Regions from separate parts of the Homo sapiens genome. Here region 1 is linked to region 2. The links are chromatin contacts, found by Hi-C or POLR2A ChIA-PET in ENCODE. All regions are on one chromosome and are shown on one strand. The core of a region is the stretch at or near the end of the contact, and the rest is flanking DNA. Distances in the headings are between cores, read along the strand shown. Region 1 has its middle 18 kb from the start of AMER2. Region 2 holds the start of PABPC3 (poly(A) binding protein cytoplasmic 3).

The links. A loop is a pair of places that touch in the nucleus more often than their neighbours do. ChIA-PET counts read pairs that join two places held with the same protein, here RNA polymerase II (POLR2A).
Region 1: a loop to region 2 is called in a map with no recorded cell type, with 8 times the contacts of the local background. The contact joins the enhancer-like site here to the promoter of PABPC3 in region 2. A Hi-C loop is called at or near these places in 1 of 168 maps with a recorded cell type or tissue (endothelial cell of umbilical vein) and 1 of 37 single-sample maps with no recorded cell type. POLR2A ChIA-PET finds 5 or more read pairs at or near these places in 1 of 52 experiments (activated CD8-positive, alpha-beta memory T cell).

The regions. Positions count from the first base shown.
Region 1 is chr13:25,152,550-25,155,930 of GRCh38, reverse strand. No RefSeq gene overlaps it. Among named protein-coding and RNA genes, the nearest start is that of AMER2, 18 kb to the left of the region's middle. Within about 2 kb of position 1,975, at least 2 of the 41 ENCODE cell types and tissues checked have a DNase peak (open chromatin) inside an H3K27ac peak, as active enhancers do.
Region 2 is chr13:25,094,549-25,097,939 of GRCh38, reverse strand. It overlaps PABPC3 (poly(A) binding protein cytoplasmic 3), which reads right to left and starts at 1,804. Exons shown (of 1, transcript NM_030979.3): 1 at 1-1,804. The coding sequence starts at 1,741. LOC124900613 (a long non-coding RNA gene) reads right to left here and starts at 2,320. Exons shown (of 3, transcript XR_941762.3): 1 at 2,281-2,320. RefSeq lists a silencer at 1,595-1,889.

The sequences.
Region 1 (3,381 bases), core at 726-3,225, 58 kb before region 2:
GTCTCTGTCCTCAAATGACTGTTCTAAAGCAAGTAAGATAAACATGAAAAAGGGAGAGCTTTTTCTTTGCAAAATGTTTGATGCCAAAAAGTCCAACTGGAGTCAAAATCTATTTGCCACTATTGTAAGACCTTTCATCATGAAAGAAAAGAAAGTGTTGTTAGATTCTTTAAATCTAATTTCAAGTGTTATAAATGTTTGGAAGATTTGCAAAATGGTTTCCAACTTATCACCCGTTCGTGTGAACACGTTTTCTCCTGGATGGCGACTATGGAGATTTAGAAAAAAAATGCAGAGCCACTTTTGGCTCAAAACCCAAGAGACAAGCTACGCCCAAGACAGCAAGCCCACATTTCTCAGTAAAGTCCTCAAAAAGATTTTATTGAAAAATTTTAAGAAAGTTAATATTAAATAGTTCCCTGGATACTTATTTTTCTTGACATAATTATGATATGAAGAAAATGTAATGCGGTTTACCAAGTCCCATACGGTTGTCCTCAGATCCCCACTGTGCTGTATAAATATTGTCATTTTCTATGAGCGCCATGACAGGAAAAGCTTGGGAGGGCCCTGCCCTTCTCAATGTCGTGAGGTCTCCAAGCTCATGTGAGATTCACTCACCTTTTAGGGAAACTCCAGACTGCAGTCAGTCATTTCAGTTATTCTCCCCGTTTTACATCAGAAGAAAATGACTTTCTATTTCTCCCTCTCCCAGTAGCTGTTAAATAAGAGCAGCAATAGCACCAATGAATAACATAATGAATCTCAGTGGATTCTAGTATGAAATTCAATTACAAACTTAAATATACACATTTGATAAATTTTTCATTTTAAAATATCAGAAAGCAATAGAAATGATAACCTGGTCCTTTAAATTTAAATGCAGTCCTTCAAATGGTGGATGTCTGAGTCCATTTTCTGTTGCTTAAAACAGAATATCAGAAACTGGGTCATTTATAAAGAAAAGAAATTTATTTCCTACAGTTATGGAGGCTGAGAAGTCAAAGGTCAAGGGGCCACATCTGGTGAGGGCCTTGCTGGTGGGGATTCTCTGTGGAGTCCTGAGGTGGCACAGGGCCTCACATGGCCAGGGGCCTGATTGTGCCCACGTGCTAGCTCAGGTCTCTCTTCCTCTTCTTATAAAGCCATCAGTCCCACTCCCACGGTAACCCATCAATCCATTAACCCATCGATCCATGAATCCATGAATGGACTAAGCCATCATGAGGGCTCTGCCAATCACCTCTGAGTACTGCCATGTTGGGGATGAAGTTTCAACATGAGTTTTGGAGGGGACAAATATTCAAACCACAGGAGTGGGCAATTCAGTTGAGCAAAACTGTGGGTTCAGAGGAGCTCTGGAGCATATACTTCACCACAAACCCCGAGCCACCTTGACACAAGTGAGTGGGCCTTTTCTTCTCTGTGCCAGCCAGCTTTTAGCTTTTAGACTGAGCATCTTTTTCTATATTTACTGGCCGTTTGGGTTTCTTTTTCTGAGCACCACCTGCTCATAGTTTTCACTTTGTTTCCTCATCTCCCTAAAGCCTCTGCTCTCAACCTGCCCAGAAAACAGGACAATACAAGTGTTTCCCTAAACAGGTGTTTCCTTAGTAGCAAGTCTGATGCCAGCTTTAAAAATAATTTCTCCGCCCTTGCTACCTGGGTAATTACATAAAAGAGAAAACAGTGAAGGCAAATGGAATGGAAAGAAGGAGGAATTCTGCTGCAGACACTAGGGCAGCTCTGCCCAGGTCTCCAGGGAGGCTCAGGTGCTGGTGCTAATAATAACTTGAAGGAAACAAAAACATTTCACCCCAAAATATCCTTTGGCATATTTTGAGATGGCCGTTCAGAGGACCAGTGAACAGAACTAGCCTTGCAAAGCTGCCTTTTGTGAGGCAGATTTGCATCTGTAGAGAAAACCCGGCTTGAGGCCATCCTGGTTTCTCTGAGTCCTTCCCTTGTCTGCATCTAAGAACAATGAACTGAGAGGCTGACAGTTGAACACTGCATGTTCTCACTCATGTGTAGAAGCCAAAAAAGTTGATCTCATAGAAGTAAGAAGTAGAACAGAGGATACTAGAGGCTGGGCAGCCTAGGGGGAAGGGAGGACAGGAAAAGGTTTGTTAAAGGATACAGAATTATAGCCAAACAGGAGGAATAGCTCTAGTGTTCTGTAGCACTGTAGGGTTACTATAGTTCACAATAATACGTCAGATAGTTTCAAATAGCTAGAAGGATGATGCTGAATGTTTCCAACACAAAGAAATGATTAATGTCTGAGATGATGGATATGCTAACTGCCCTTTTCTGATTGCCGTACATTATATGTATTGATATATCACTGTGTGCCCCGTGAATATAATTATTGGTTGTCAATTTAAAAAATAAGAAATAAATAAAAGGTGAATCTAAAGAAATAAAAATAGAAGTCTAAAAACGTTTACCATTTGTTCTCTCTGAAGGCTGCTTTCACCTATGTAACAAGACCACCTTTGCTGGCCAGGCCTCCTCTTCGCCCTGCTCCCATAACCTGCTTTGCCACAATTCAAGCCCCCATTCTTTCTATAACCTCAGGATGGTATATAAGCTTCTGAACCCCTCTGGAGGTGGGGGCTATGGCTCTCTGGTTCTCCCCTGTGTGTATTTAATAAATCTGTGTTCCTTTTGTGAGTTGATTTTTCAGTGAACCTTCAGAGGGTGAAGGGGAAGCTTTCCTTTCGCCCCTACAGACTCATCTCTGCGACCTTCTCTTGGCTGGAACTCCCTCTCCAGGTGTGTCTGCAAGCTGCCCTCATCCCACTTTGTGCCTGGAAAGGGGACACACAGGCCCTGCTCCCTGGACTGAAAGCAGGTCAGGCTCTCAGGTGAAATCTCTGCTTCAGGTGAAATCTCTGCTCCAGGCGCCCACAGGGTCTGGCAGAGGGTAGATCTCCCCAGAAACCGCATCCTTTCTCACGCTTCCTCTTGCCTTTCCTCACCCTTTCCAGATGCTCCTAGGAGCCCTCCTGGAATAAAACACAGGCCCAGGGGTCCCACCTGGCCATGCTTTTGGGGAACCCAGCCTGACATGGAAGGGGAAGATGGATTTTTCCTGAGGTTGAGATTTCCCGAGTAAGATTTGGAATTGGAGGACACGGAGAGAGGGAGTGGTGAGGACAAGGGAATCAATATGAGTACACGAGAATGAGAGAGGGGCAGTCTAGCTGAAAAGCAGCGATGTGGGCGGAGAAAGGAGAGCCAAAAGGAAAGTAGGAGAGGCACACATTCTGTGTCTCTTACGGGGAGGAATAAAATTGCCCAGAAACTGTGGTTTCCCGAGCCCAAGGAGGTGGCCGGAAAGACCTCTGATGGAGCCTGAGACGTTTGTGGCTACGT
Region 2 (3,391 bases), core at 555-3,054:
ACAACATGCCAGTGATTTTCCCAGCAAGAGTAGGGTGCATGGCTTGAATAAGAGGAAAGAGCCGTTCACCTAACATTTGCTTTTGCTTTTGAGGAGGGGCAGATGCCAACCTGGAGGCAGTCAAAGTTTCCTGACCTTGTACATGAACAGCAAGCTGTTGCATTGTAACTTGTGGCTGTGCATTACGATGTTGCTGAGGATTGCGAACTCCCGCAGCATATTTATACCGTGGAACCGTGCGCACAGCAGGGGTAGCTGCAGCAGCAGCAGCAGCTGCAGGACGTGGACCCACTGTCTGTGTTGATGTGTTAGCAACACGCTGCGTTGACATGACTCGTGGAACCTGTGAAGAAGCTGGTCTCATAGTACTAAATGGTACTCTAGGAGCACCTGGGCGGATAGCACTGGGCTTATTTTGGAATGGATGAGGTCTGGCACCCTGAGCAGTCCAGCGAGGACTTGGTCTTAGTCGAGCAATTTGGCTAGGAGGATAGTATGCAGCATGGTTCTGAGTCTGTGGGACAGCTGTCATGAAGTAACCTGAAGGAGGTGCTCGCTGGTTGGGCACAGCTCGTACACTTGCCATTCTCTGCATATACTCGTTAGTGAGGTAAGCCTGGCGCTCTTCTTTGCGCTGAGCTAAAGCTACATACAATGGCTTTGTGGCCACAATTCTACCGTTCATTTCTGTAACTGCTTTAGTGGCTTCTTCTGGGGAGGAGAAACATACAAAACCAAACCCTTTGCTGCGACCACCTTCCATCATAACCTTTGCACTAGTGATTGTACCAAATGGAGAAAACGCTTTCCGGAGACGTTCATCATCAATACCATCATCAAGATTTTTCACATAAAGATTAACAACCTGGTATCTGGTGATCCTATCTTGCTTCATCTGTTCAAATGTGCGCTTAAGTTCCGTCTGCCGTTCCACTTTTTTCTGAGCTCGACCAACGTAAATTTGTTTTCCATTGAGCTCCTTTCCATTCATCTCATCTACAGCTTTCTGTGCATCTTCATGCCTTTCAAAGCTTACAAATCCAAATCCTTTGGATTTTCCACTTTCATCGGTCATTACTTTCACACTTAAGGCGGGCCCGAACTTGCCAAAGAGATCCTTAAGGCGCTCATCATCCATGTCTTCTCCAAAATTCTTGATGTAAACATTGGGGAACTCTTTTGCCCTAGCTCCAAGTTCAGCTTCTCGTTCTTTACGAGACTTAAATTGTCCAACAAATACTTTGCGACCATTTAGGAGCATTCCGTTCATTTTTTTAATAGCTCTTTCAGCTGCTTCGTGTGTCTCAAAGTGTACAAATCCATAACCCTTGGAACCATTTTCATCACAAACCACGTTACACGAAAGGATGTTACCAAAAGCAGAAACTGTATCATACAGTGCTTTATTATTAATGGACTTATCCAGATTTTTAACGAATATGTTGCCCACTCCACTTTTTCGAAGTGATGGATCACGCTGAGACCACATGATGCGTACTGGCTTGCCCTTTATAACATCAAAATTCATGGTGTCCAGAGCATGCTCCGCGTCCTTCGTATGCTGGAAGTTCACATACGCGTAGTTGGAGGAGCCGCTGGTGATCAAGTCCCTGCAGATCCGGATGGAGAGGATGGGCCCTGCCGGGCTGAACTTCTCGTAGAGCATCGCCTCAGTCACGTCGGGGTGGAGGTCCCCCACGTAGAGCGAGGCCGTTGGGTAGCTGGGGGTGCTGGGGTTCATTCTCGGCACGGCTGCCCGCAGGCACACAAGCCGCGACCTTTCCGTTACAGGAGTAGAGCGCGTGCCGGGGCCGGGGGCGTAGCCGGAGGGAGGGGAGCGGGGGCAAGCGCAGAGGGACAAAAATCAGCCGAAATCGAAAACTACTCAACGGCCGCAGAACGGGGTCGATCCGCTGCCGCTGGCTGCCGGCTGCCGGCGGGGAGCCAGGGTAGCGGTGTCGGGTCCGGGCAGCAGGAAGGCCTTGGTCTCTTAGTTCCTTCTTGGAGCTGCTGCGGGGCCGCTGGCGGGCGGCTCGGGCTCAGCTGCTTCACCGGGTTATTTTGTAAAAGAGCATTAATGATTTTTCTAAAATGATTTTTATAATCCAAATTTAAAATGCCTGGGAAAAAAATAAATGAAAGAATTTTTTTCTCCTTTCTCCTTTAGTATGTTTTTATATATGTTCTACTTTACACAAATATATTTTTATAAAATATTTTCTACTTTTTACCTCGTCTCTACTAAAATTACAAAAAATTAGCTGGGCTTGATGTGCTCACCTGTAATCCCAGCTACTCGGGAGGCCTAGGCACGAGAATCGCTTGAACCCGGGAGGTGGAGGTTGCAGTGAGCAGAGATCGCGCCACTGCCCTCTAGTCTGGGTGACAGAGCGAGACTATCTCAAACAAACAAACAAACAAACAAAAAACCCCGAAAAACCGACTTTTTATATTATATAACAATATAAAACATAATAAATATGTAATTTTATTTTTCATTTATTTATTTTTATTTTACTTATTTATTTTTGAGACGGAGTTTTGCTCTGTCACCCAGGCTGGAGTGCAGTGGTGCGATCTCGGCTCACTGCAACCTCCACCTCCCAGGTTCAAGCGATTCTCCTGCCTCAGCTTCTAAAGTAGCTGGGATTACAGGCACCCACCACCAAGCCTGGCTAATTTTTTGTATTTTTAGTAGAGACGGGGTTTCACCATCTTGGCCAGGCTGATCTTGAACTCCTGACCTCGTGATCCACCCACCTCGGCCTCCCAAAGTGCTGGGATTACAGGCGTAAGCCACCGTGCCCGACCAATAAATATGTAATGTTAATATAGTATTATATGATATAGTCTTTTGAGGTCAGGTTGGGATTCATTATTAAGTATACGTTTTATGATTATAAGTACACAATCTTGTGACCTAATATAGCTACACATCTAAGTAAGTGATGATCTGAAATAATTCTATTTAAGAAAATCCTTTAAGAAAGGTCCAGTCCCACAAAAAATATCAGTTTGGGGGAGGATCTGTTCATTCTGTTCATGTTACAAATAATTTATTTTAGGGTTTTTTGTTTGTTTGTTTGTTTAGATAGAGTCTCGTTCTGTCACCCAGGCTGTAGTGCAGTGGTGCGATCTTGGTTCACCGCAACCTCCACCTCCCGGGTTCAAGGGATTCTAGCGCCTCAGCCTCCCGAATAGCTGGGATTACAGGCAGGCACTACCACGCCTGGCTAATTTTTGTATTGTTTTTAGTAGAAACGGGGTTTCGCCTTGTTGGCTAGGCTGGTCTAGAATTCCTGACCTCAGGTGATCCGCCCACCTACGCCTGCCAAAGCTCTGGGATTACAGGCGTGAGCCGCCGCGCCTAGCCTAGAGTAGAGGGTTTCTT